Linked DNA regions of Homo sapiens: regions 1 and 2 are each linked to region 3. A link is a loop called in an ENCODE intact Hi-C map of the cell type or tissue named here. Cell type or tissue: PC-9. All regions are shown on one strand. Each heading gives the region's core, and the rest is flanking DNA. Links, peaks and the distances in the headings are about the cores only. Region 1 holds the start of UBAC2 (UBA domain containing 2). Region 2 has its middle 49 kb from the start of UBAC2-AS1. Region 3 has its middle 40 kb from the start of DOCK9-DT.

Region 1 (10,742 bases), core at 1,414-9,413, 150 kb before region 3:
GCATTGTGTCTGAAACTGTATTGCTGTCCCCTTTCTTCAAAATGAAGAGTTTTCAACAAACTCTGATATGGCTTGCTCCTTCACACCATCTGAGCCTCAGCTCAATGTCACCTTCCCGGCTACCCTCCGTGACCATGCATGCTAAAGTGGTCCTCCACCATAACTTCGGTCTTTGCAGTTACCCTCTCATTGTCTTCATGTCACTTATCACTATGTGAATCATACTGACTTGTTAGCCTGTTTGATGCTGGTCTCCTTGATCCTGCTTATTACTTTATCCTCTGTATATCAACAGTGTGTGGCTGATATGGGTACCCAACAGACACTTATTGAATGGATGAGAGAGAAAGGCAAGTTTAACACTAAAATACTATTATCTACTAACCACAAAACGTGGGAAACATGCAGGTGGTAGAAAATGGCAGGGATTTATCCCTGGAAAGGGACTGTTATTCACCACCCATGGGGGTAGGGCTAGGTACACGTGTCGTCCTTCTTTCAGATTCTTGCTCAGGATCAGAATTTTGATTTGCTAAAGGGTCCCTCAACTTATCTAAAGGAAATCATAGGCAGTGGCTCACGCCTGTAATCCCAGCACTTTTGGAGGCCGAGGCGGGAGGACCACTTGAGGTCAGGAGCTCAAGACCAGCCTGGTCAACATGGCAAAACCCCGTCTCTACTAAAAATACAAAAATAGCCAGGTGTGATGGTGGGCACCTGTAATCCCAGCTACTTGGGAGGCTGAGGCGGGAGAATCGCTTGAACTCGGGAGGCGGAGGTTGCAGTGAGCGGAGATCCACCACTGCACTCCAGCCTGGGCAACAGTGAGACTCCATCTCAATAAATAAATAAATAAATAAATAAATAAATAAAATAAAACAAAGGAAATCACTTCTCCCTCAGTGGGTAGCTTCTCCAGAGAAAAATGTTAAAGCTGACACACAGCCTTTTCTAATGACCAGTCCTGGAAAACTGTGCCTAAGCTCCGTCAGCACTGTAAGCACTGAGACCAGGACCTGTTCGTTGCTGCATTCCCAGCACCTAGCCCAGTTCATCGCCCAGAGGAGATGCCCAAAATGTTTGTAAAATGAGCATGTAAGACACAGCCTTCTGAGGAACGGCCATCCCAACAACTCTTACACTGCAGAAGCACTTAATTTTAGAAACAGGCCAAGACAGCTGCAGAGGGGCTCCAGACCTACGCCTCTCCCTGGGCAACAGTTTGGTTCCTAGAATTCAACACTCACCACCATGTGCCATAGATAACAAAATATTATCTTCCCCACAGTTGCCCTGTATCAAATTTGAATACACTTGGCCAATATAATCTCATGGCTAATACAGTACAGCAACCAATAAGATTTCTCTTGCCCTTTATTTTTTTATATGTACTTTGGCCAGCAAGGATAGATCAAAATGCTAAAGAACAATTGAAATTGAAGAATTCCACCATTAATTTCATAACCAGTAGTTCCTGGCTCACTGTGTGATCCCAGGAAAACCACATTGCCTTCTTGAACTGTCAGCTTCAGCTACAGTCCTAATGCTCTTTATCTAAAGGGTAGTTTGGGGAAGATTACTTAGTAGTTGTAACATACTCCGGGACCAATCCATGAAAGATGCCATAAATCAAATTAATTATGAAACAAAGGAAATCATAAATATTGAAACCACTTCAAAACCTGAGAAGTTGAGAAGTGAGGAAGATTTAAAATTATGCCTGTGGCGCTGATACTAACTCACTGTCAGACTATAAGACGAGACACACATTCTCAGAAGATTCATGACATTCCCAACAGATCTTTTTTTTTTTTTTTTTTTTTTGAGATGGAGTCTCGCTTTGTCGCCCAGGCCAAAGTGCAGTGGCGCAATCTCGGCTCGCTGCAAGCTCCGCCTCCCGGGTTCACGCCATTCTCCTGCCTCAGCCTCCCGAGTAGCTGGGAATACAGGCACCCGCCACCACGCCCAGCTAATTTTTTGTGTTTTTAGTAGAGAGACGGGGTTTCACCGTGTTAGCCAGGATGGTCTCGATCTCCTGACCTCGTGATCCGCCCACCTCGGCCTCCCAAAGTGCTGGGATTACAGGCGTGAGCCACCGCGCCCGGCCAACAGATCTTTAATATTTGGAAATGTCAGATGTTTCTGTCCTCCAGCAGCATTAACTTCACATGGAGTATGAACAGTGACAAGCAATTGCAAAATTAGAGCTGTTCTCCGTTGCTGTACCCGTGCCTAACTGTTAACACGCAGTCTACCTTACCGAAAGTCAATTCCACACACTCAGTGAGAAAAGCCGTTTAACTGGCTGTAAAAATACTCCGCCCCCTACCTGCTGACCACCGCTAACACGCCAGGAAAACAGCAACATCCAGCAGCACAGCTGCGCTCCCTCGCCACGACTTCCTAACTTCCCTCCACTTGAAAGCACTCTCATCAGTGTGTGTTTGTCTAAAAACTCTTCTTGGAGACTGAAGAAGAAACACATCCAAGTGAAACTGAGAGGTCAGCTTCTAAAGCGGAGGCTGAACTTTGCAAGTGGGGGCGGGGGGAGTTAGTTCGGTCCCCCAAGCCTAAAAGAATGGGGCATGGTAAGGGGGACGGCCCCTTCCTTCAGCGCGGCACACGCTCCGCAAAGGGCCTGGGGCCGGCCCACGAGAACACCAGGGCACCTGCCCACTTGCAGCGGCCCCAAGAGACTCCTGGGCAGAGCACCTGGGGATACCAGGTGGGGTCGGGGCGGGCGGCGGGGCTTTGTCCCCATTCGCCCCTCCAGGCCGAAATGGGGGCGGTTTCCGCTGACCCCCAAGACCGGGAACTAGCAGGGTTCGGACGCGGGTCTGGAGGGTCGGCCCCACCACCTCCGGCAAACCCGAGGGTCCCCGCTGCCCCAGCCTCCTCAAAGAGGTGCCTAGGGTGGCGTGTAGGGGGCAGCCAGGATGGCGGAGGCCGGTACTCACAGAGCCCACTGGAGCCGGTGCTGGTGAACATGGTCCCGCCGGGCTCGGAGCCCCAGAGGGCGCCGGGGGAGGGGAAGCTGAAGTGCGAGCCCCAGCGACCGCGCAGGCGCACTCTTGGCGGAGCGACGAATCCGGCGCCGCGAGGCCACTCGCCGCTGACGAACGGCGCACCCGGCGCATGCGCAGTCAGGGGCGTGCGCCCGCTGGGTCAGCGCCCTCCTTCCTGCCGGGGAAGGGAAGTGCGTCGGTAGGGGAGGGCTCACCTCTCCAGGTTGAAACGATGGCGGTCAGAACCGCCTGAGGTAAAAACGGGTGGCACTGGGGAAGCGGAGGCGTAGCTCCCGAGAGCCTCACACTTGTGCTCAGTGCCGCCTCACCCCTGGTGGATCCGCGATGGCCGCGGATTCCCCTGGATTGCCGGCGCTGGGCAGGAGCGCCACTTCTAATCTCTCCCGAGACTGGACGCCCGGCGCCTTCCACGCGCGTTGTGTCTTTCCGGGCGGTCCCTCGAAGCTGGCTACCCCGCGGGCTGTTGACTGCAGTGGGATCTGGTCACTCAGATGCGGATAGAGGGGTACGGGAGCCGGAGAGGTGGAACAGGTCCTTCCGGGTGCGGAGAGCTGGGCCGTCCAGCCGCCTCTTTGTTCCCGCGTGGGTCCCGCGCGGAATCCCCACCACCGGGGCCGACTGTCGTGGTCCCTGGAGTCAGCACCCTGCCCTCCCCGCCGTGGTGGCGGGTGGCTGGGGGGTCCCCGGCCCGGCGAGCCCGGCGGAGCGACCCTGCGCTTCTGCCCTGGCGAGCTTCCGGACTCAGGCCATTTAAATTTTTTTCCCCAGCAGAATGAAGTTACTCTTTGCCAAAGTCACGGTTTTTAAATGTGTGAGCCTGAAAACATATCATGCAGTCGTTTTAAAAAGTTTTTTTTTAAGTTGATCTCGTGAAAGTAGGGAGTAAAAGAGTGGTTATTCTTGTACAGAGGAGAGTTAGTGGGGAGGAAGATGGGGAGAGGTTGGTCAACAGACACAAAGTTATAGTTAGAAGGAATAAGTTTTGGTATTCTCTTGCACGTTTGGATGACTATACTCAACGATAATGTTAACTTCAAAATAGCTAGAAGAGAGGATTTTGAATATTCTCACCACAAAGAAATGACAAGTGTTTTGGTGATGGATGTGCTAATTACCCTGATTAGATGGTTGCACAATGTGTATATGTATGGAACCATCACACTGTACCCCAGAAATACATGCAATTATGTGAGAACGCATGTTATGGGGAAAATTGACCACACTACCCAGCTAAATGAAAGGGATAGGCTATGGAGTACTAAAAAAAAAAAAGCATTTTCAGTGCTCATAAGTGCCAGCCAGTGTGCTAAATCTGTGATTCGTAGATCAACACAGTCCCTACCCTCAAAGAGAGGTTCCAGTGGGCCAAAATGTTAACACTGATTATAGAAGGCAAAAGTATGACTTTTATTTGCTTCTTTAGGCTTTATTCGTAAAGTTCATTTTCACAGTCTTGTTTTGTTCGTTTGTTTTGAGACGGAGTCTCGCTCTCCCCAGCTGGAGTGCAGTGGCGCGATCTCGGCTCACTGATACCTCTGCCTCCCCGGTTCAAGCGATTCTCCTGCCTCAGCCTCCCAAGTAGCTGGGACTACAGGCACCTGACACCACCCTGGCTATTTTTTGTATTTTTAGTAGAGATGAGGTTTCACCATGTTGGTCAGGCTGGTCTCGAACTCCTGACCTCGTGATCCGCCCGCCTTGGCCTCCCAAAGTGTTGGGATTACAGGCGTGAGCCTCTGGGCCCAGCCCATTTTCACAGTCTTGAAGTACATTTTACATTTACCTTTAGGTTCGTTCGAGTTATTTTTCAGGAAAACGACAGTCAAAAGGTCCTTTATGTTTGCAGAAGCTGTTGATGGACTACACCCTGACCCATTAAGGGGATGCAAAGTCCAAAACTATTTTCATAATAATGCTAAGACATTAGTTTTATTTTCTACTCTCTCAAGTATATAGTGGAGTTTTCCATTGTACAATTGGACAACTGTACAGAGCTACGTAACTGGATTTTCCACTGTACAGAGCTACATAACTGGATTTTCCAGTTGACCGATGCATAATGTTATGAAATCTTATGTGGGTAAAAGATTAATTTGAACCATAAAATACACCAGTAAACTTTAGTGTAACAGTCCAAAATGTTCATTCATATGGTTTCAGATTCCTCACTGCAATTAACCTTTAAGAAACTACCACTTGCTAAGTTATCGTATAGTATCAAAAAATAATGTATCACCTGAAAGGCTATTAAAATGCTTCCTTTTCCAACCGTGGGGGTGTATCTAGGTGAAGCCAGGTTTTCCTCATATGCTTCAACCAAAGCAATGTATCCCAACAAACTGAAAGCAGAAGCATATATGAGGACCCAGCTGTTTTCTATTGAACCAGACATTAAAGACATTTGCCCGCCAGACACAGTGGCTTAGGCCTGTAATTCCAGCACTTTGGGAGGCTGAGGCAGACGGTTCACTTGAGGTCAAGAGTTTGAGACCAGCCTAGCCAACGTGGCGAAACCCTGTCTCTACAAAAAGTACAAAAAATAGCTGGGTGTGGTGGTGCACACCTGAAGTTCCAGCTTCTCAGGAAGCTGAAGCATGAGAATCGCTTGAACCCAAAGGCAGAGGTTGCAGTGAGCCAAGGTTGTGCCACTGCACTCCAACCTGGGGGACAGAGAGAGACCCCATCTCAAAATAAATAAATAAATACATACATACATACATACATACGTGCATGCATTTGCCAAAATGTTAAACCGTGCTATTCTTCCAATATTTTTTTGCTTGGGACAGTATAGTAATTTTGCATTAAAAAGTGTTAGATATGTTAATATGTAATGGGTATTTTTTTTAATGAACTTCATATATATCTTTTACATTTCTCAGTTTCAATTTCTACTATGGTAAATACTCATAGGTATAAACCCACATAAACTAAAGATCTGTAGTTCTTAATAATTTCTAAGAATAAAGGGATTCCAAAAAGTTTGAGAACCGACATTAAAAAGTGCTTTAAAGCTTAAAAAACATAAACCCTTCACTTACGTTCAATTCTATAAACATTCTTTGCAGCTAAATGCAAGATGGTATGGCATCCAGACTCTGCTCATAAGTATCTGCAGTGATCCATACCTTGATTGTACATCTACTCTGCATCCTGAGGACCTGAACATGCTAACTGGTGGCTGCAGATTTGTCTTCTAAGGAGCAAGTGTGGTCTGTGGACAGGCAGCTTCAGCCTCACCTGGGATTTTGTTTGCACTAGAAAGTGCCAAGCCCTACCCTAGACCTATTAAAGCAGAACTGGCGTTTAACAAGACACCCCAGGTAATTTGTGTGCACCTTAGAGTCTGAGATGCACTAGTGTAGTGATTCGCAGGGGGACAATTTTGACCTCCAGGGGACAATATCTGGAGACATTTTTGGGTGTCACAACGTGCTGGGGAGAGGGTGCTACTGGCATCTAATGGGCTGAGGCCAAGGGTGCTGCTAAACATCTGGCAATACCGGGCCAACCTCCCCCCTCCTCCTGCCCACAGTAAAGAATTACCCCGCCTGGATTGTCAGTAGTGCAGAGGTAGAGGAAACCCTACACCTGTGAAACTCATCTGACCTTTACTATGAATTCCTGGATCTCCTGGTGCATATCATTTCTGTTGCCCTGGCTGACATTTCCACCTTTTCTCTTTTCTAGATTTTATTACAAGAACTCAATCTGTTGGTCTCTAGGAATCACCTATTGCCTTGCTATGTTTTGTTGAACCTGTTTTTGAATCTGCTTTCTACATTGGGGAAATAGGTATACGTTTGTAAACCTTAAAAGCTCTGTATGCTATAAGGAAATCACCAGACACGTGGATAAGCTTTGCAGAGGTGAAGGGCTGTCTCCACCAGAGAGACCCAGAAGGAGTCAGGGTAAGCCTGACTCATCATGAGATCAGGTATCCCCAATCCACAGCGGACTTCCACAGTTCACCTTCCTAGGTAACCGCTCTGCCTTCCCAGGTAAAGTAGGAATAATATCAGAACTTACAGCATATTTTGAGGTCAAATTGTAGAATTTGGTGATTTCATTTTTATTATTACTCAACCTTTTATTTACAACCAAATTAATAAGGCTACTTACACATAACAATGTGTGGACATACACATTAAGAGAATCATTTGCTGCCTAGCACTCCTACCTAGGTACTTTAAGAACATCATTGAGTGGATACTCCCTCTGCTGGGTAAAATACTTTGCCACAATATCAGCTGAAATGATACCTCTTCCAGACTGTAATGGCAGAAGTAGTTATCCCCTCTTTCGTGCTGTCATCACACTTGATGCATGCCTACTTTATAATACTTATGCCATTGTCTCTGTTATTGGGTTTCTGTCTTCTACTGTGAAAGGGTGAGCCCATAAAAAACAGGGAATGTGTCTTTCAAAATGTTGTATCCTGCTCATTCTGATGTGAAGCCATTGTCCTCCTTCAATAAAATAAAACAGCATTTCTGAGGTCTTAGCATCAGGAAAATCTCCAGGTGGGTAAGGTTAAAGAAAAAATTATTCATGACACTTGTTCAGTGTGGTGCAATAGTCTCTTCTCACACTGCTATAAATACCCAAGACTGGGTAATTTTTTTATTGATTTATTTTTTAATTAATTTTTTTTTTTTTTTTGAGACGGAGTCTGGCTCTGTTGCCCAGGCTGGAGTGCAGTGGCGCAATCTCGGCTCACTGCAAGCTTCGCCTCCCAGGTTCACGCCATTCTCCTGCCTCAGCCTCCCAAGTAGCTGGGACTACAGGCGCCTGCCATCACGCTCGGCTAATTCTTTTTTGTATTTTTTAGTAGAGACGGGGTTTCACCATGTTAGCCAGGATGGTCTCGATCTCCTGACCTCGTGATCCACCCGCCTCAGCCTCCCAAAGTGCTGGGATTACAGGTGTGAGCCACCGCGCCCGGCCTATTTTTCATTTTTTTGAGATGGAGTCTCACTCTTGTTGCCCAGGCTGGAGTACACTGGCGCTATCTCGGCTCACTGCAACCTCCGCCTTCCGGGTTCAAGTGATTCTCCTGCCTCAGCCTCCCTAGTAACTGGGATTACAGGCGCCCGCCACCACATCTGGCTAATTTTGTATTTTTTGTAGAGACAGGGTTTCACTATTTTGACCAGGCTGGTCTCGAACTCCTGACCTCAGGTGATCCACCCGCCTCGGCCCCCCAAAGTGCTGGGATTACAGGTGTGAGCCACCACACCCGGCCAAGACTGAGTAATTTATAAAGGAAAGAGTTTTAATTGACTCACAGTTCCACATGGCTGCGGAGGCCTGAGGAAACTTACGACCATGGCAGAAAGGGAAGCAAACACGTCCTTCACAAGGTGTCAGGAGAGAGAAGTGCCGAGTGAAGGGGGAAGAGCCCCTTGTAAAACCATCAGATCTCATGAGAACTCACTATCATGGGAACAGCATGGTTGTTCCCATGCTCCAGTCACCTCCCACCAGGTCTCTCCCTAGACACCTCGGGATTACACTTCAAGATGAGATTTGGGTGAGGACACAGCCAAACCATATCAGATGGTAAAGCAGACTTTATTCCAGGGGGCCATGGTGATAGGTAGAGGGGCACTGCAGGGCTTTGCAGTGGGGAGAAATTGAACTCAGCACCAACTCTACCAAGGACAGGTGGGGATTTATAATCAAGGAGCAGGGTGGAAAGCAGCGCATGGAAAATTACTAAGAGGAAGCCCCAAGGATAAGGGGGTTTCTGTCTAAACAGACCTGATAGGATTCCTGCTGAAGGCAGGCCAGGGAGATCAGATAACAAGGGTGGTCAACCAAGAGTAGAGGCTTTTCACTAGACCCACTTAGCAGGATTCTTGCTCACACTGGGCTCTGCAAGGACAGAGAGAAAAGTCCAAGATTGGGCCTAGTCAAGCAGAGGACTCAGAGAAGCCTGACTGGAGTTTTGGTCAAAGGAGAGAGTCTTTTTCAGGCAGGAGGGAAGATGGTTGGCCAAGCATCCCGAACAACCACCTTCCCCTTGCTTTCACCTGCCTTTAGTACAGTGCTCCTTCTGAATAGCTGAGATAGACTGAAATTCTTCCTAAAAATTACTAAGTAGTGGAGAAGGCCGAAAACAACAAACAATCACAAACTTCCAAAGTATCGAGCTGTGTACAAACGGTATCTCCTGTCCCCCCAGCATAGAGGTGATATCCTGTTCCACTTTGTGGCTGAGAAATCCATCTCCGAATCTCCAGAGATTCTCGGCAGCAGCCTTCTGGGAAATCAGTAGATAATCACTAGGGTTGGTGGTCAATCCTTGGATAAAATAGGCTTCAGATGCACTTTGCACTGCTTCAAATCCACTTTCAACATATAATACATATAAACTAATACTAGAAAACAGGGCTGGGCACAGTGGCTAACACCTGTAATCCCACAATTTTGGAGGCTGAGGTAGGAGGATCCCTTGAGGCCAGGAGTTTGAGACCAGCCTGGGAAACCATAGGAAGGCCTCACCTCTACAGATAAAAAATTTCAAAAACTGGCCAGGCATGGTTGTGTGCACCTGTAGTCTCAGCTACTTGGGTGGCTGAGGCAGGAGGATTGCTTGAGCCCAGGAATTCAAAGCTGCAGTGAGCCATAATCACACCACTGCACTCCAACCTGGGCATAGAGTGAGACCCCCTTCTCTAAGAAAAAGATAAAAAAGAAAGAAAGTGGGTCTGGAATCTTTGAAAAGAGTAGTTAAATCTTTTCAATGATCCAGTAGTTTTCACTTTGGATGTTTACTCAGCAGGGAGTAGTTTGGAAATTCATAGGGTATTTTTGGTTGTCGACAATGAATTGGGAGATATCACATGAGGTCCAATAGTGGCAGACAATGCTGCACAAAAACCAGATTGTTCTCGATTCTAACCACCTTTGACTATCTTGCCACATGCTTATTATGTGGGTGAAAAGCCTGTTTGTATTCTTTCAGGTCTGGAGCCTATTCCATTTTACATGTTGCTCTGGTCTGAATGCTTGTGTCCCTCAGAATGCATATGTTGAAAGGGAACCCACAGTACAGTGGTGCTGGTAGGTGGGTCATCTGGAAGGTGATTAGGTCATGAGGACAGAGCTCTCATGAACAGGATCAGTGCCCTTATAAAAGAGGCCTGAGGGCACTTGTTCTGCGCTCCCACCATGTGAAGGCACAGCTGGAAACAGAGCCAGCCCTCACCAGACACCGACTTTGCTGGTGCCTTGATCTTGGACTTCCCAGCCTCCAGAACTGTGGGATATATACATATATATATTTAGACAGGGTCTCGCTCCGTCACCTAGGCTGGAATGCAGGGGCATGATCATGGTTCACTGCAGCCCGACCTGCTGGGCTCAAGCAATCCTCATGCCTCAGCCTCCCAAGTAGCTGGGACTACAGGGTGCATGCTCCCACACCTAGCTAATTATCTTATTTGTTGTAGAGACAGGGTCTCACTATTTTGCCCACGCTGGTCTCAAACTCCTGAGCTTAGTGATCCTCCTGCTGAGGCCCCCCAGAGTGCTGGGATTAAAGGCTGGGACTACAGGCGTGAGTCACCGTGCCCAGCTTTGCCCTCCTTTAAAATGGGAGCTGTGTTATTTATTATAGTATTTCCAGCTGCATATTTGGGTGAAAAGGATTTCAGTGCAGTGGAACAATTACTGCAAAGTAACAAAATGTAACAGAACATTTGAGACACT
Region 2 (10,742 bases), core at 1,277-9,276, 100 kb before region 3:
ATTTTTCAGAGACAGGGTCTTGCTCTGTCATCCAGACTGGAGTGCAGTGGCACAAACTTGGCTCACTGCAGACTTGAACTCCTGAGTTCAAGCAATCTTCTTGCCTCAGCTAGGACTATAGGCATGTGCCACTATGCCTGGCTAATTTTTTTTTTTTTTTTTTTTTTTGTGGAGACGACTTCTGGCTATGTTGCCCTGACTGGTCTTGAACTCCTGGCCTCAATCAATCCTCCTGCCTAGGCCTCCCAAAGTGCAAGGATTACAAGCATAAGCCACCACGCCTGGCCTTGAGATCTATTATACATTGTGATGACCACAGTTGAGAATAATATATTGTTTACCAAAACTGGCTAAGAGAATGGATTTGAAATGTTCTCATTATAAAAAAAGATAAGTGTATGAAGTAAAGCATATTTTATTTAAATAGCTTGATTTAGCCATTCCACAATATATACATATATCAAAACACCATGTTATGCATCATAAATATATATGATGTTTTACTTGCTAATTTTTAAAAAAGAGTAGCCCCAGTGTTAGATATCCAAGAGCAGCAGTCGTGTCCTGTGCTCTACAGACCCAGGGTTCAGACACAGGACAGGCGTCACTTATTGAGTCATTGGCAATTTCATCAGAATCTAAGAGGTATGGTGTGTGTCAGTCAGGAGAGGCTTACTACTGTAACATATAATACCCAAATCTCATTGGCTTGTCCAAAAGAGCCACAGTCCAATATGGACTGGTGGGTGGGGACGGAGGACTCTGCTTCTGAGAAGCACTTGACGCCCGGCTGTGGTGGGGCATGGTGAGCAGGCAGCCTCCACCCAGCAGCTTTGTTAGGGCCTGCCTCAAACACAGGGGGTCACCCCACCTGGGGTCATGCCCTTCTTGGAGCAGCTCACATCTGGTGAGTGAGATGTGGGTATAAAGACCCAGTCATTGCAGGCCAAGGCAATACACCTCCAATGGGCAATATTCACTCCAAAGCTCCTCACTGGGTTGGCCAAGACTTTGTTGGGTCTGCATTGCATTTCAACGTCTTCACCTCTACCTATTCTTTTTTTTTTTTTCTGAGACAGAGTCTCGCTCTGTCACCCAGGCTGGAGTGCTGTGATGCGAGCTCGACTCACTGTGACCTCTGCCTCCTGGGTTCAAGCGATTCTCCTGCCTCAGCCTCCTGAGTAGCTGGAACTACAGGCGCCCGCCACCACACCCGGCTAATTTTTTGTATTTTTAGTAGAGACAGGGTTTCACCGTGTTAGCCAGGATGGCCTCGATCCCCTGACCTCATGATCCACCTGCCTCAGCTTCCCAAAGTGCTGGGATTACAGGTGTGAGCCACCATGTCCGGCCCACCTCTACCTATTGTTTTTTTTTTTTTTTCTTTTTTCTTTTTTCTGAGACGGAGTCTTGCTCAGTCGCCCAGGCTGGAGTGCACTGGCACGATCTTGGCTCACTGCAAGCTCCACCTCCCAGGTTCACAGCCATTCTCCTGCCTCAGCCTCTGGAGTAGCTGGGACTGCAGGGGTCTGCCACCACGCCCGGCTAATTTTTTGTATTTTCGGTAGAGATGGGGTTTCACCGTGTTAGCCAGGATGGCCTCGATCTCTTGACCTTATGATCTGCCCGTCTCGGCCTCCCAAAGTGCTGGGATTACAGGCGTGAGCCACCACGCCCGGCCTGTACCTATTCTTAATTTCTCCCACTGTCCTTTATTATTTTTTAGAAGCAGAGTCTCACTCTGTAACCTAGCTGGAATGCAGTGGTGCAATCAGCTCACTGCAACCTCGAACTCCTGGCTTCAAGCAACCCTCTCGCCTCAGCCTCTTGAATAGCTAAGACTATGGGTTTTTTTTTGCTGTTTGTTTGTTTGTTTTTTGTAGAGAAAGGGTCTCGCACTATTGCCCATGCTGGTCACAAACTCCCGGGCTCAAGTGATCCTCCCGCTTTGGCTTCTCAAAGTGCCAAGGAACCACTTTTCTTTAAGGATGTTGACCCCTGATATCTTTTCTTTTTCTTTTTTTTTTTTTTTGAGACAGGGTCTCACTCTGTCACCCAGGCTAGAGTGCAGTGGTGTGATCTCGGCTCACTGCAACCTCCGCCCCCAGAGTTCAAGCAATTCTTTTGCCTAAGCCACCACAGTAGCTGGGATTACACGTGTGCACCACCACACCGAGCTAATTTTTGTATTTTTAGTAAAGCCTGCTGGCCAGGCTGGTCTTGAACTCCTGATCTCAAGTGATCTGCCCACCTCAGCCTCCCAAATTGCTGGTATTACAGGTGTGAGCCACCACTCCTGGCCCCTGATAAGTATCTTACACTCCAAATTCCATCGCAGCGTCTGCTTTCAGAGCACCTACCCTATGATGACTTTGCAAAACCCTAAGCCTAGAGTATTTGGCTAAAGAGGATGTGGCCCCTTCCTGAAACTGACTTCAAGAGTAACTGAGATATCTGCAATGGCCCTGTCCTTACCCTCTGGTATCAGTGGCCTCAGCTTCAATTAGATTCCTTTTGGCATTTTGTTGTTGTTGTTGTTGTTGTTGTGTTGTTTTGTTTTTGAGATCAAGTCTCACTCTGTCACCCAGGCTGGAGTGCAGTGGCGTGACCTCGGCTCACTGCAACCTCTGCCTCCTGGGTTCAAGCGATTCTCTTGCCTCAGCCTCCTGAGTACCTGGGACTACAAGCGTGTGCGACCACACCCTGCTAATTTTTGTATTTTTAGTAGAGACAGGGTTACACTGTGTTGGCCAGCCTGGTCTCGAACTGCTGACCTCAGGTGATCCACTTGTCTTGGCCTCCCAAAGTGCTGGGATTACAGGCATGAGCCACCACACCCAGCCCAATTAGATTGCTTTTGATCCCCACATTTCTCCTTTGTTGGGGTGGAACTGCTCATGATTGCAACTGTCCTCTTTAATAGTGAGAATTTTGAGCGGGTCCCTTTTTGCATGGCCCCCCTTTTTCCTGCTATTCAGTGTGGAGTTGCTTTTGAGGAAACTGGATTTTATAAAAAAGAAGTGATGGGTTTAAATGATTATATTCTTCCTACAAAGTTATTTTGAAGCTCATTTCTTCAGAGACCTTCTCCTCCATGGCCTTACCCTCACTTAAGCACAGACAGCCTTCAATCTAAAACTCTTGCCCTAACCTTTCTCTTGAAAAGCAGTTTTCCTTGTTATTCAAGGTCCATCCAACTTTATCATCCTCTACATGAGTTTGCAAATTCTGTGTTCCAGCCAAGTTGATCTCTTTGATCTTTCAACTTAGGCCCTTTTCCAAAACCATGCCTGAACCTATGCCTCATGCTTCCTCTCTGCCTGAGTCTACTCCCCTAGCTTTTCATTCTCATTTCAAATCTCTCCTCTCCAAAGAGACTTTCTAGACTTCGCTGATCTTTTTGCCCCCTGCACACCTGTATTTAGGAGTCATGTGCTACCTTGAACCTTCTGTTACTCTCTTATATAAATGTCCCTTCCCCCCATCTCAACTATATACATACTCTTTGTATCTTCCAGAGTCTTACGCTCAATATATGTTTGTTGATTTTATTTTTCCTGACCCTGATTTCACCCAGAATGGCAGGCAGTTCCATTATCTCTTCCTATATACCAAGCCACCCACAGTCCTGTGGGTTGGCTGGGCTCAGTTGGGAAGTTCTCCCTTGGGGTCTGTCATGCAGTCGCAATGAAATGTCAACTGGGGCTTCAGTCCTCTGAAGACTTGGCGGGGCTGAATACCCATGGGTGCTCACTCTCATGATGTGCATTGAAGTTGGCTATTGGCTGGAAGCTCCGCTGGGTCTGTGCCTCACAGCACTCCCACTCAACCTCACCTTGCAGCTTTCACAGCCTGATATCTGGGCTCACAGAGGGAGCATTCCAAGGGCAAGGGATCCAAGATTCCCAGGCAGAAGCTGCAAGGCATATTGTGACCTGTCCTCAGAAGTCCCAGAGTGTCACTTCCAGCACATTCTCTTGGACAAAGCAAGTCAAGTGTTTCACTTGAAATTTTATAAAGTTTAGGAAGCAAGTAAGAAAGCATGCAGAGTCACTTGAAATAATTTTCATAGAGCTGTTCAGTTGAGATTGGTGTGTATTGCTGTGTGTATATATCTTATCTCTGAAAGTAAAAAAAAATTTTTTTAAGACTGTTATAATAGTTTTTTTCTTGCACATGATTTTTTCCTGATGTTTTAAATTTTAAAAAATTAAACAAAAAATTGTTTGCAGAATATGTCTTTTTGTTTGTTTTCATCTTCTCAGGAGCTATCACTGTGCCTGAGCTGGGTCTCAGGGAAGATTTGGGATAGGGGAGCTGATGTCAAGCAGCCCCTTGCATCCCTGCCTCTTTATGGAGCCTGATTCCCCTCCCTGTAGCCAGTTCACATGTTCCTTCATCAACAAAGGCTTCAAGAATGGCCACTGGTGTGTTCCACATATGGCTTTAACTGGCAAGGGTATCTGGATGGACAAAGTAGTCATGGGCCCTCTCCTTGGGGCCCTTGAGTCTGGCGAGGCCCTGTGCACTTCCCACTTTGCTGGCTAGAATTCCCCACCTGGAACTGGCAGTTAGCGGTTCTATATGTCTCCTGGGCCCCTTTAGAGTCCTATACACCTGTTTGGTAAGGTGAGTCAACTCTAGCCAGTCCATTTATGTGGATATTGTGATTTAACAGGTCTTTTTAACTTCTAGTTTAAAAGAAAGCATTTGAACAGTAGCCATCAAGATATAACACTGTCATGCCGGAGAATAATGCCAGTGATGTGACCGTTCAGCCCAGGGAAAGAAAGTCTTAGAAGCCACCAAGACAACGCTGCACCTGCAGGGGACCACTTGCTCTGTCCACCTTGGGTAGGTCTTGCTGCTCTGGTCTCCTCACTCTGCTGAGTCACATGGCTACTCCCATACTTAATCTCACTGCAAATATGGCCATGTGTCAAGAATAAAATAGACATGGCCCGGTGCAGTGACTCATGCCTGTAACCTCAGAACTTTCAGAGGCTGAGGTGGGAGGATTGCTTGAGCCCAGGAGTTTGAGACAAGCTTGGGCAAAGTGGTAAGACTCCAGCTCTACAGAAATAAGCAAATAGATCAATACAATACAATACAATACAATACAATACAATACAATACAATACAATACAATACAATACAATACACATGAGCACAACTAGGTTCCAGGCAATACAATATAGCACAAGGAATTGATCATTGGCCTCAGCAGTTGAGCCAAATGAATAGTTAGCAGCTGATTTTAGACATGTCCCATAGTGCTATGCACTTCACTTACTGTCAAAGGAAGACATGAATAAGATAGGAATTAAAATAGACTTTCAAATATTTCCTTGTAAGTGGCTTTAGTTCCCAGAGGAGATTATTCCATAACATCGTCTTTTCTCTTTCAACAAGAATTTCTTCACATTGGTTGCCAACACCCATTATGCTGCATAGAAGTATTAATCATCCATGTGGAATTTTATATTTTCAAAGCCTCTTAAAAAAATCAACCCTCTCCTCTGCCTTCCCCCACGGTGCTCACAGACCATGGCCCTGAGGGCATGCACAGACGAGTCTGTTTTTGTTTGTTACTGGCTTGCCAGGCCAGGTTGCTAAATGTACTTGATTCATCAAATACTTGTGAGCTCAGGGAAATCTAAACAAATTTATTTAATTCAGGCCCAGACACAGAGGTGGGTCAGTGTGTCCCCATTTATTGCATGGTGTGCTGAAGTCCCCAGAAGAGATCAAAAGCAGACACAGGGTGAGGCCACAACATGGCAGGCATTATGTCAGCGCTCTTGATCTCTAAGTCATTACTTAGGAATATATGCAACATAGTAATGATGGTTTCAGACACTCTCAATGCATAGTCTGACTCAACATCTCACTTTGATGGAAAGAACCTCAGTCGACAATGAATGGACAAGACCCGAACGTGTATGGTGTCATGAAACCAGGCATGTGGAAGCAGGTTTCCAAAACAGGTTGGAGACTGGCTCTTCCTAAAGTCTTGCCCATCTGTCAGTTGTATCATTGTCCACATGGTTACTCAGCCCTGAAGCCTCAGAGTCAATCTCTCTTTCTCCCACCTCATCTGCCCCCCTCTCCGTACCGCCATATTTAATACATCAGCTAAGCTTGTTGGTTCCAGGAACACAATACCTATATTCTCAAACCTACCATTTCTCTCTGTACACACCAGCCTCACTCCAGCCCAAGCCAACTCACTCTCCCACCTAAAGAACTGCAATGATCTCCTGGCTTACTAATACATTTAACCAAAGAAGAAAAAAAGAATTAAAAATGTCTACCAGACAAAAAAGACAATAGCAAAATCAACAACAATTATTAAACAGGAAAAATGTCACAACAGACATGCTCAAGGTTAGACTCCTTAGTATAAAAAAAGCTAATAAAGATGATTAGAAAAATTAATATTCAAAGAGAAAATGGGCCAATTTTGAATAGTTCATAATAAAGTATAAAGCATTTCATTGTTTTCTGTTTATTTGTTTGCTTTTTGAGACTGAGTCTCGCTCTGTCACCCAGGCTGGAGTGCAGTGGTGCAAGCTCAGCTCACTGCAACCTCCACCTCCTGGGTTCAAGCAATTCTCCTGCCTCAGCCTCCCGAGAGGCTGGGATTACAGGCTCCTGCCACCACACCTGGCTAATTTTTGTATTTTTAGTAGAGACGGGGTTTTGCCGTGTTGGCCAGGCTGATCTTGAACTCCTGACCTCAGGTGATCCACCTGCCTCGGCCTCCCAAAGTGCGGGGATTATAGGTGTGAGCCACTGTGCCCAGCCAAGCCTTTCTAAACAAATGAAAGGATACTCAGTCTCACTCTAATAACAAAAATACAAATTCAAAGTTGAATGAGATGCAGTTGACACTTAGAAAATTGGAAAAATTCAAAAAGTGTAAAAATGCCTGGATGGTGATGAGGGGGCCTGGTACCATTGGTTCATTCTCTTTGGAGGGCAATTTAAAAAGCACCAACCAAATTTTAACAGGCATATGCTCTTTGACTTGGCAGTTCTACATTTAGGAATGTGTCTTACAGATATATTTGCACATGAACATGAAGATGCAAATGCACGTTGCAGCAACAAAAGAAACCAGCCAAATGCCCATTGGTAGGGGCTGGGTAAGTTAATTCTGGTACGTCCATAGAGTAGACAATCCAACAGTGAAAAGAATGAAACAATATTACTTGGCATGGATAAGATAAATTTTCTAGAGGTATCATTAAATTATAAAAAGCAAGATGCAGAAGATACAAGATGCTATCGTATACAAATGTGGGTAGGGATGTACACACATACATTACATCTATCGCTTGCATATGCATAGATTGTTTCTGGGAAGATATGTAAGAAATTTAACAGTGGTTGTCTCTGGAAAGGTGATGTGAGAATTTGGAGTAAAGGAGAAGAAATCTACTTTTTCCTGTATTTCCTTTTATGATGTTTTAATTTGTACCATATTTAAGAATGACCTATTTTTACAAAACTGTTAAGACAAAGAGAAAAGAACTGGTAGGCCAGGCGCAGTGGCTGAACGCCTGTAATTCCAGCACCATGGGAGGCTGAGGCGGGTGGATCACTTGAGGTCAGGAGTTCAAGACCAGCCTGGCCAACATGGTGAAACCTTCTCTCTATTAAAAGTACAAAAATTAGTCAGGTGTAGTGGGGTGCACCTGTAATCCCAGCTACTCAGGAGGCTGAGGCAGGAGAATCACTTGAACCCAGGAAGCGGAGTTTGCAGTGAGCCAAGATCACACCACTGCACTCCAGCCTGGGCCAGAGAGTGGGACTCCATCTCAAAAAAGAAAAGAAAAGAAAGGAACTGATTATATGCAGTCATTTTAAAGGAAAATATTAGTAATACTTTTCTAGAAAATGTGAGGTTTTACTTAGATTGTAAAAATTCCACTTCTATTACATCTTTTCCTTTTCAGAATTATTGTGTATAAACTAATACTTCAAGTCTAGCCAACATGGAGAAACCCTGTCTCTACTAAAAATACCAAAATTAGCCGGGTGTGGTGGTGGGCACCTGTAATCCCAGCTACCCGGGAGACTGAAGCAAGAGAACTGCGTGAACCCGGGAGGTGGAGGTTGCAGTGAGCCAATATCACGTCACTGCACTCCAGCCTGGGCGACAGAGCGAGACTCCATCTCTTACTAAACAAATACATATATACCAATACTGCAGACAAAATAATAGCTAACATTTGGTGGGTGTTTATTCTGAATAAACACTGTGCAAAGTGCTTCAAAATAACAGTACTAGCCCAGGCACAGTGGCTGATGCCTGTAATTTCAGTACCTTGGGAGGCTGAGGCAAGAGGATCACTTGAGCCCAAGAGTTTGAAGCCAACCTGGGTAACATAGTGAGACCTTGTCTCTTAAAAAAAATTCAAAATTAGCCAGTCATGGTGGTACACGTCTATAGTCTTAGCTACTCAGGAGGCTGAAGCAGGCAGGTTGCTCCAGCCCAGGAATTCAGGTTGCAGTGAGTTATTATCGAGCTACTGCACTCCAGCTTGGGCAACAGAGCGAGAGAGACCTTGTTTCTAAATAATAATAATAGTAATAACAACAGTACTGCCCTCATCTCTTCATTAAAGATGAAGAAACGAAAGGTCAGAATTTAATGGGCTTACCTTAAGGCCACACAGCTAGTAAGTTATAGAGCCAGGATGCACATCTAAGCACTCTGACATCAGAGCCCACATGCTTACCCACCGTATGGGTTATTTATGGTGTTATTAATGAGTCATTTGTTTCTTGCAAAACAATACTTAAGGGCATATAATTTCCAATTCAAAACAGGTACGTAGCAGAAATAGAATCTAACCTTAACTATAGAAAATAAAAGTGCAAATGTTGTAAAATCCATAAGTCCCATATATAAAGTTGTAATAATATTTCTGATTTTATGGCCAATGATTCAGAGAAATTAAAAAATTATTTTAAGATATTTAGGCCAAGCATCGTGGCTCACGCCTGTAATTCCAGCACTTTGGGAGGCCAAGGTGGATGGACACCTGAGGTCAGGAGTTTGAGACCAGCCTGGCCAACATGGTGAAACCCCGTCTCTACTAAAAATACAAAAATTAGCTGGGTGTGGTAGCATATGCCTGTAGTCTCAGCTACTCGGAAGGCTGAATCAGGAGAATCACTTGAACCCAGAAGGCAGAGATTGCAGTGAGCCGAGATCGTGTCACCGCACTCCAGCCTGGGTGACAGAACGAGACTCCATCTCAAAAAAAACCAAAAATTATTTTAAGATATTTGAATAACAATTGGCAACTATGACTACTGTGTTATATACAGTGCATGCTATTTTTTGTGTTTATATTCTTGATCTTCATGAAATATTAATACATAAAATGTCTCAGGTTGCTGTTATGGGTTGAATTGTGCCCTCCCATTCATATGTTGAACCCCCAATACCTCAGAATGTCACCTTATTTGTAAATACTCTTTACAGAGGCAAATTAAAGTGAGGTCATTAGAGTGGGCCCTAATCCACTATGACTGGTGTCCTTATAAAAAGGAGACATTTGGACACAGAGACAGACATGCATAGAGGGAAGACGATGTGAAGAGACATAGAGAGAAGATGGCCAAGGGGAGAGAGACCTGGAACAGATTTTCCCCTCCCAGCCCTAGCCAATACCTGCCCCCGCACCTGTGACTGTGGCCTTATTTGGAACCAGGGTCTTTGCAGATGTCATCAAGCTAAGATGAGGTCATACTTATTAGAGTTAGGGTGGGCCATGAATCCAAGATGGCAGGTGTCCTTATGAAAAGAGGGATCAGGACACAGGAAGAATACCATGGGAAGACAGACGCAGAGGCGGGAGGGACGCGTCTAGAAGCCAAGGAACAGAAGGACTGATGGCAACACCAGAAGCAAGAGAAAGGCCTGGAACGGCTTCTCCCCTCGAGCCTTCAGAGGGAGCCTGGCCTGCCGTACACCTTCCTGCGGGACTCCAAGCCTGTAGAACTGGGAGAGAATACATTTCTGTGGTTTGAAACCACCCAGTATGTGCAGTGGATTCCCTAGAATTTGATTGGCGTGGGAGTGACTTGCTAAGGGGGTGCCCACTATTGAAGCCACCAAGGGACTAGGGAGGTGGACAGAGCAGCCGCGGGAGCCTCAAAAGGGGCGAGCTAGGCCAAGTCCCACAGCCGGCAACATAGAGTGGGCGTCCCAGGCGAGGGCGCTGGGCTTCCTGCCCCAGCACCCCATTGGTCAGGTCACAGGTTTTAGACTACCCCCCAGTGCTAGATGGTGGTTCTCCACAGAAAAGCAGCAGACGTCACTTTTGAAAATCAAAGAAATCCCGAAGGGAATCTACAAAAACAGTAGAAAGGGATCCGAGGGAACAGAGGCAAAGCCATAATATCACCCAATACATCCGATTGTCTGGTCAGTGAAATTTGGAGCCAAGAACACTGGCTGCTGGTTTCCTGTCCCGTGGTTAACTTATTGGTGTAATTTTGAAAGCATAACTTTGCGTCTCGGGCCTCAGTGAACTCTTCTGGTAAAAGGAGATAATAATAATAGTTTCGCAATTTTTTTTTTTTTTGAGACGGAGTCTCACTCTGTCGCTCAGGCTGGAGTGCAGTGGCTCGATCTTGGCTCACTGCAACCTCTACCTCTGGGGCTCAAAGTGATTCTCCTGCCTCAGCCTCCTGAGTAGCTGGGACTACAGGTGCTGGCCACT
Region 3 (8,000 bases), core at 1-8,000:
GGTGATGGAGAGGAAGTCTCCCACTGAGTTCTTCATCCTTCTTACGTCCACCTGTGCAGGATGAGCTGCTTGTGCTTGGCCTTACGTCCTGGCAGCTGTCTCTGAAAAGTTTTAATCTTTGATTTTGAGAATCAGACATCTTTGGATCCAAGGGTTACCAACACCTGGGGGGGCCATGTATATGAAGTGGAGGCTGGTTTTAGAGCAACGACACATTAAAGTGGGCTGGGCTACAGCTGCTCTAGGGGATAGATGGAGAGAGTTTGTGGGACTTGTCATTAGTGTCTACAACATGGTGGGTGCTTATGACATGTTTATTTTTTATTTATTTACTTAGAGACGGAGTCTCGCATGTCGCCTGGGCTGGAGTGGAGTGGTGCAATAGCTCACTGCAACCTCCCCCTCCAGCATTCAAGCTATTCTCCTGCCTCAACCTCCCGAGTAGCTGGGATTACAGGCGCCCGCCACCACGTCTGGCTAATTTTTTGTATTTTTAGTAGAGACAGGGTTTCACTACGTTGGCCAGGCTGGTCTTGAACTCCGACCTCGTGATCCACCCACCTCAGCCTCCCAAAGTGCTGGGATTACAGGCATGAGCCACTGCGCCCGGTCATGACATGTTGATTGGATGGGAGAATAAGTTAGTCATGCAAGGTCATACTGTTTGTAGCTGATTCAGGTTTCGCTGTCTCGGATATTTCCATTCGTGTATCACTGCAAGGGGAAGTGGTTTTGCTTTTTTTTTCTCCTACAGGCCTGAAATATGGAATGAACTCTAGGTACTTGATTTTAATTAAAGCATTACCAAAGTGTTATTTTTGCTCTGTGACATAGATAAACTACACATGCTATGTGTCTTTCCATTTTTGATTTGTTTTTACTTGCTGTCCATGGCTTGAAATTTTAGACAGGATCCAACATGCAAGCAGGTGTCATCTTACATGTTGAAACCTAAATATCCTCCATAAACTTTGATAGCTCCATAGGTTATTTTCAGTATTTTCACATATCATATTTCAATTTTTTAAATCTATAGCATAATTGCTTCTTGTATTTTTAGATGTCATGAAGATGTTGGCCTAGGAGAGAACCTGCAGCATTCATTATCTGGAAAGATCAATCATTTCCTAATGAAATCCAGTTTTGTATGTTAGGGATCATTATCTGATAATACAGTATGTGTCCTGCTTTCAAAAATTTAGCTATTGGCTGGGTGTGGTTGCTCATTCCTGTAATCCCAACACTTTAGGAGACTGAGGTGGGAGTATCTTTTGAGTCCAGGAGTTCAAGACCAGCCTGGGCAACATGGTGAAACCCTGTCTCTACAAAAAAATTGTAGAAAATTAGCTGAACGCTGTGGCGCACACCTGTGGTCCCAGCTATGTGGGTGGGAGGCAGGAGAATCACTTGAGCCTAGAGGTTGAGGCTGCAGCGAGCCATGATTGTGCTTTTGCACTCCAGCCTGGGTAACAGAGCAAGACCCTGTTTAAAAAAAAAAATTTCAGCTGTTACATCAGTAGCCTTTAACACACTCCCTCAGTCCAGATTTGTCTTTTTCTTTTCTTTTCTTTTCCTTTTTTTGTAGCTGGGACTACAGGCGTTTGCCACCATGCCCAGCTAGAGTTGTCTTTTTCTAAGATGTCCTTACTCCATGGCCACACCATGCCTCCCGATGACAAGGCTGACCACACTGCCCCTGTCCAAGGAGCAGCCTTCAGCATTGCCTGCTACCTCCTTTTGGCCAGATATTCTGAGGTTGGAAGGTGAGGGGTGATAAGGTATGTGGATTCAGAAGTACTGTAAACATACTCAGATGAACAGTATTACCATTTAAGAATTTTCATTTCACAGTTGGGTTTCATCTCCAAAATTCTTGAGTAATGAGAGAATTGAGTAAGGGTAGTCATTGATGATTCTGTTGGGTCCAGAAAACAGAGTGATTGATTGAAGTCTGTACAATGCCAAAACATATTTTTAACTATTCATTTTCTTTCCATTCTTAGCCATACAGAAAATAACCAAACAAAAAATTAAACACGAACTCCACAGTCAGACTTATTCAGCTGTTTATTATTATTATATTCATTATTTGTACTTAGCTATGATTATTCAGCTTATTAAGCTTTGCTGTTTATTAGTAGCAGAGCTTAATGTCAGGGATTTGAATTTCGCTTTTTGGTGTGAAGTCTTTACCTAACAAAGTGGGAAGTCCCGAGCAGTGGTCAGTGATGGAATAATAAAGGTACAAGTATATTAGTGCTTACAGTTACAAAGAGAACTGTAGAGAATGAGAAATAGTGGCACTGTGAGGATGGGAGTGTTGCATGTGAGCTGTCCCCATTTGTCATAGCAGAAAGTCAGTTGAAAATATTTGGAAAGGATAAAATTGAGAAATCTGTATGTTACAGTTATGGGGGCAGCAGGAGGAGAGCAAACACTGGAAGAAGCACCAAAATATGGAAGGGAATTGCCTCCGAGGAGCAGGGCTGGGAGTGGAGTGGGTGAGCCAGGCCACCCTTGCTTTCCGTGATAAGCCCTATTATTGTATTTTTAGTTATGTGCTTGTTACGTTAATGAACACTGATGAACACAGAGCATGCATTATTCAAAATTCCTTCTTATTTTCTTTTCTAGAGTAGGGACAAATAAGAGTGATGAGAAGATGAGCAGTAGCAGAGGGGAATGGTAACTGGGGAAGCTCCGCTGGGGTGCACGCAGGCTGTCTCCAGGTTGGCTGTCTTCAGGCGTGCTTCTTACTCCAAAACTGGAAACTTGGTGAAAATCCTGCTGTTGGCTTTGAGCCGGCAGAAACAAAACAAAACAAAACAAAACAGATAAAACTGTAAACCAAGAAGCAGCACATGAACACTTTTAAACACCGTATGAAGATTTTCCATAACTTTAAAATACAATGGAATATGTTCTCAGTGAGAACTGTCATCGGACATCAGTGTTTGATTCGTGATTTTGCTGACATTGAGGTCCCTGGTGCTGCCCCCAAACTGGAGGCCTGCCCAGGGTGAAACTTTGTGTCAGAGCCCAGGATTTGACTCCTAGGAGCTCTGCTGTTGGGTATTATACAGGAGGGCAGGAATTGAGTTGTAAAAGGCCAGTGAAAGGGAGGGAGAACAATACATTGAGTTTGTATCCAGGGACACTTTCCTGGAAAGGTGGTTGCTTGAGGCTGATGCTTCAAGATTAGGGCCAGGCGCAGTAGCTCCTGCCTGTAATCCCAGCACTTTGGGAGGCCGAGGTGGGTGGATCGCCTGAAGTCAGGAGTTCAAGACCGGCCTGGCTAACATGGTGAAACCCCGTCTCTACTAAAAATTAAAAAAAAAATTAGCTGGGCATAGTGGTGTGCACCTGTAGTCCCAGCTACTCAGGAGGCTGAGGCAGGAGAATGGCTTGAAGGTGGGAGGCAGAGGTTACAGAGAGCCAGGATGGCACCACTGCACTCCAGCCTAGGCGACTGGGCGAGACTCCGTCTCAAAAAAAAAAAAAAAAAAAGGATTAGAACCACTGATTCTCAGAAAAAGTTTGACTTTCATTATTTTCAGACAACACCTAAGGAGTGAAAATAAATGAGACTAAGAAGATGTTCTTAGGCCCCAGAATGTTTAAAAGTAGAAAGACAATTTCCTTATTCTAACCTGGGGACCCTGATGGTAACAGACGTGCTTATGTGCTGCGATGGCAGCTGATACTCCTCAGCCTGTGGTTCTCTGCCCCATCCAGAGAGAGCCTGAATCTATACACAGAAAAGGCTGTGTTTCTGAGGAAATAAAAAATATGTACTTTTAAAATTTTCTAAATAGGCCCTACTTCTAGGGTCAGCTGGCGTGTATTTCAATTAGCACATTATCTTGGGAAACTTTACCATGAGGAAAAGTTTACTCATAGGCTTGGCCATTTTTATTTATTTGACCCCCATGAATAGTCCAACATAGCCACCAAAAATTGCACAGATGTCAGTGGCTGTTTGGCCGTGTTTTAAATAAATATTTTGTCTTTTAATCATCAGAGATAGGAGATTAAACCTGGACTCGTCCAACTTTGGCTCTCTTCACGCTCATCCTTATGGGAGAGGAAGTGTCAAGATGGGCTTTCCTTTGGAGCATAACCTAAACAGGAACCTTTTAAAAACCTATCCAAAGCTACACTTTGTACCTTAAACGCAGGCATGAAGTATGAGACATTTCTGGTGATGTCTTCAGGAGGATTAAGAGGTCAGGAGTTAGATGTAAGAATGAAAGTAAAGTAAGTGATAGATCTAGGCAGAGAAAGATGTTGACATCTGAGCTTATACTCTGAATAAAACAGGTTTCCAGGCTGTGTGTGTTTATTTTACACCCATGCACTTACACACAGTATGTGATAACACAGCAGTGATTCACAGTGGCTCTTCAAGGCCCCTCATCTGTGAGTCCTGGACTTTCCTGTCAGGTGTGCCCCCTCATAACCAGGCATGTTCTATGAGGTGTTTACTGTCGAGACAAGTCCCACAAGTTGGGCAACCCTTTAAGTGCTGTTTTCCGGAGCGCAGCTAAGGAGGTTAGCATACTGGGCGCAAAATCCTTCCTCCTTTTGAAAACCTCAAAACCAACAAACTACTTCCTCTGTTAATCTCATGGGTGAGTGGCAAAGCCCAGGCCAAGCCCTTGGTTGTGCAATGTGTTATGGCCCTGGAGTTAAGGATCCTCCTACTCAAAGCAGGAGGGCATCATTCCAGCAAAACCTGTTGGTGTGCGTCCCACCTTCCAAGTGAAGATATGCCAGGTGGGAGGTCGCTCGGCTTGTTCTGCCCCGTGCTGAGCCTGGGCTCAGTGTTGGGACATACATTTCTGCCTTTTCTGTCGTTGCTTAAGATATTTCCTGGTTGTCTTGTGAATTCTAGACACAGTGATGCTGGTTTTTTTTTTTTTTTGAGACTGAGTCTCACTCTGTCACCCAGGCTGGAGTGCAGTGGCACAATCTCAGCTTACTGTAAGCTCCGCCTCCCGGGTTCACGCCATTCTCCTGCCTCAGTCTCCTGAGTAGCTGGGACTACAGGCACGTGCCATCAAACCCGGCTAATTTTTTTTTTTTTTTGTATTTTTAGTAGAGATGGGGATTCACCGTGTTAGCCAGAATAGTCTCAATCTCCTGACCTCATGATCCGCCCGCCTCAGCCTCTCAAAGTGCTGGGATTACAGGTGTGAGCCACCGCACCCGGCTGCTGTTTTTTTTGTTTTGTTTTGTTTTGTTTTTAAAAAGATGATTAAGCTGGTGAGGCATCTCTTTTTATATATGCATTTTTTGACAAAAATTCCGTATATTTAGGGTATACAACATGATGTTTTAAAATTGGAATGGTTCAATCAAGCTAAGTAACATGCAATACTTCACATACTTAACATTTTCTGTGGTGAGAACTCAGTTCTACTCTCAGCTATTTATTTACTGTAGTCACCATGTTTATACTGTATTCCCCCTAGCTAACTGAAATTTTGTATCTTTTTACCAACATCTCTCCAAACCCCACCCCCAGCCCCTGGTAACCACCATTCTACTCTCTACTTCTGTAAGTTTGACTTTTTTAGAGTCTACATCTAAGTGAGGTCATGTAGTATTAGCCTTTCTTTGCCTGGCTTACTTCATTTAACATGATGTCCTCTATGTTCATGTTGTTGCAGACGATTTCTTTCTCTTTTGCGCCTGAATGATATTTCATTGTGTATATACGGTATACACCATATTTTATTTATCCATTTATCCACTGATGGCCACTTAGGTTGATTCCATATCTTAGCTGTTGTGAATAGTGCGGCCATGAACATGGGAGTGCAGATATCGCTTTGACACAGCGATTTCATTTTCTTTGGGCAAGTACCCGGTAGTAGGATTGCTGGATCATATGCTAGTCCTATTTTTAATCTTTTAAGGAACCCCCATACTGTTTTCCACAGTGGCTTCACTAATTTACAGTCCCACAAACAGCATGCAGGGATTCCCTTTCCACCACATCCTCTTAGTGAGACATCTCTTGAAGAAGGTCTGTCGACTTGGGTACCACTGAATGGTTTGTGGGTGAATATGTCTATGGGCTGGAATTGTGGTGGGAGTTCCCCTCTGCTCTCAGTATGGTAAAATCCTGTCCTGCTCCTGAGAAACACGGGTAGGAAGGCATGGAGGAGCTTGTGCATGTGATGGAAGAACCTGGCTGTACAGTCAGGTGACAGTCCTTTTGGTTTTTCTTTTACTTACGGCTTTAAGCACTGTATTATAGTTTGGGGAGAATGATTGCTCTTGTCTTCAACACATTGTTAATAAGGGAGCCCAAAGTTTGTGTCTTTTAAGTTAGCTCCGTAGCTTTTTGTTCTAAACTTTTGTATTTCCAAATTCATTTATTTTTGGTGGCAAAATTTGCACATTTTTAAAGTGTTAGTGAGTAGTCTGTATCACTTTGAAATAAGAGCTAGGAAGCGATCGTGGTATTCATACATAATAGTCTGGTGTTCCTTTCTGGTTGCCATGGTGTGGTGGTCCTGATCAGTGTGGGTCTGACTGGGGTGCTCAGCCAGGTGGCAGACATCTGTGGTCTCTAGAAGCTGAAATACTTCAGCTATAGGAAGCATCTGCTGCTTCAAGAACTTCACAATAAGCATTTATTGATGTCCTACTGTATACCAGGCATCCTGCTGGTTGCTGAGGGAACAAACATGAATAAGACCCACTGCCTGCAGTGTTCTTGATTCAGTGATTCCACCAGAATCAATTACAGGAGGCTGGCTGGTGGCTTCACTCAATGTCTGTGTTTAAGATTAATTTGCTTAATAAAACTCAGGGCAGTGAATACACAGGGTTGGCCCTGGCTTTCCTGTTACGAGCATTCAACAGTGTCGCGTGAGCAGTTGAACATGCCTTGTAAACCATGGTTGAGTCTCCCTGAGCTATTGTTAGCAGATAACTTTAGAGCAGAGCTAATCTGTCATATAAATAAGAATCACAATTGGGTTACATGGTAATTAAATATAAATGGTAAGTGAGTGAGTCACATTTATTCATTCATTCAGCAAACTTTTATTAGAGGCCTCTGGTGCCAGGCAGTGTATGAGGTGCTCTTCTGAGGCTGGTGTGGAGGGATGGTCACACCAGTATTGTCCTGCCTACAGTAGTGGCATATGTAGGGCAGTGGGCGGGGACAAGCAAACACTGAAGCTGGCCGTCCCATCATGGAGGGCCTCAAGGAGGGGGCAGGCTGATTGTGGAAAGGATGTGGGTAAGATGAGGCAGGGTAAAGGAGTAAGTTCTCCTTCATTATTAGCAATTACTTTAGACCCCATGTTCCTTCTGGGATGTCCTCAGCTCCCTTCCCTTACCCCGGTGGACAAGAAAATAGATAGCCTTGGCAGCTGCACTTTTATGTGTCTTGGGTCCTGTTTGTGGACCTGTTTGGCAGCCTCCCTCTCTCCCCGACGTACCTGCAAGTGTCTGAGTCCTCTGCTCCTGGGTTCTGCATGGCAACTGATGGAAAGCTAGAGGGGCTGACTTCCCAGGATATGAGACCGTAGAGAGACAGATGGGCTGCCCCTTCTCAGGGAGAAGAGAGCCTACCTAGGATTTCTGGGCTGGGGCAGGGGTGCCTCCGGGATGGGTGGATTCCCCACAAATGCCCAGGCTTCAGGCAGCCTACAGCTGTTCACTGAGAGTGGGCTGTCTTCAGGGCCAGCTGGAAGAGAAGTTTGATTTCTGAGGCAAGGAATAGACTGATGATATCTTCCCCAGTTTCTTCCTTTTGCCTAAAAGTCCTACTGAGGTCACTGTAGGGGCTTCCAGGGATTTGGAGCTGACCAAGGAAGAAGATGTGACCCTGAGAGGCAGTGACCCATGAGCTTTATTGGATGGCGGTGGGACAGGGTTGCTTGAGAGGGGATGTCCCTCACGGGCTGAGGCCATCTGGGGCCACCACTCAGAAGGGACTGTGTCTAGGTGGTGCCATGTGCCTAGATGATGTCACCCAG

The links. Hi-C counts contacts between places; a loop is a spot of excess contacts. Peaks named below come from ENCODE experiments on the same cell type or tissue, not always from the same donor. Only the 100,000 strongest peaks of a DNase experiment are listed, where the experiment ranks them.
Region 1: a loop joins it to region 3, with 10 times the contacts of the local background. A loop is called at or near these places in 2 of 110 quality-filtered maps.
Region 2: a loop joins it to region 3, with 10 times the contacts of the local background. A loop is called at or near these places in 3 of 110 quality-filtered maps.

What each region holds. Positions count from the first base shown.
Region 1 is chr13:99,193,155-99,203,896 of GRCh38, reverse strand. UBAC2 (UBA domain containing 2) reads right to left here and starts at 3,043. Exons shown (of 9, transcript NM_001144072.2): 1 at 2,958-3,043. The coding sequence starts at 2,988. It overlaps UBAC2-AS1 (UBAC2 antisense RNA 1), which reads left to right and starts at 3,140. Exons shown (of 2, transcript NR_036531.1): 1 at 3,140-3,531; 2 at 6,095-7,523. RefSeq lists enhancers at 1,460-2,111, 3,285-3,374, 2,765-3,416, 3,405-3,454, 3,417-4,070 and silencers at 2,685-2,764, 3,655-3,784. In PC-9, for the core only: CTCF peaks have their summits at 2,148, 2,351, 7,025 and 7,227; DNase peaks (open chromatin) are centred at 2,306, 3,156, 5,036, 6,766 and 1 weaker place; H3K4me3 peaks cover 6,192 bases; H3K27ac peaks cover 7,778 bases.
Region 2 is chr13:99,145,917-99,156,658 of GRCh38, reverse strand. No RefSeq gene overlaps it. Among named protein-coding and RNA genes, the nearest start is that of UBAC2-AS1, 49 kb to the left of the region's middle. RefSeq lists a cis regulatory region at 4,537, an enhancer at 4,453-4,622 and silencers at 4,929-4,998, 5,009-5,058. In PC-9, for the core only: no CTCF peak of the experiment used is centred there; DNase peaks (open chromatin) are centred at 4,938 and 5,468; H3K4me3 peaks cover 345 bases; H3K27ac peaks cover 3,133 bases.
Region 3 is chr13:99,043,025-99,051,024 of GRCh38, reverse strand. It overlaps a transcript of DOCK9 not described here. Among named protein-coding and RNA genes, the nearest start is that of DOCK9-DT, 40 kb to the left of the region's middle. In PC-9, for the core only: no CTCF peak of the experiment used is centred there; DNase peaks (open chromatin) are centred at 4,654 and 5,334; H3K4me3 peaks cover 2,241 bases; H3K27ac peaks cover 4,563 bases.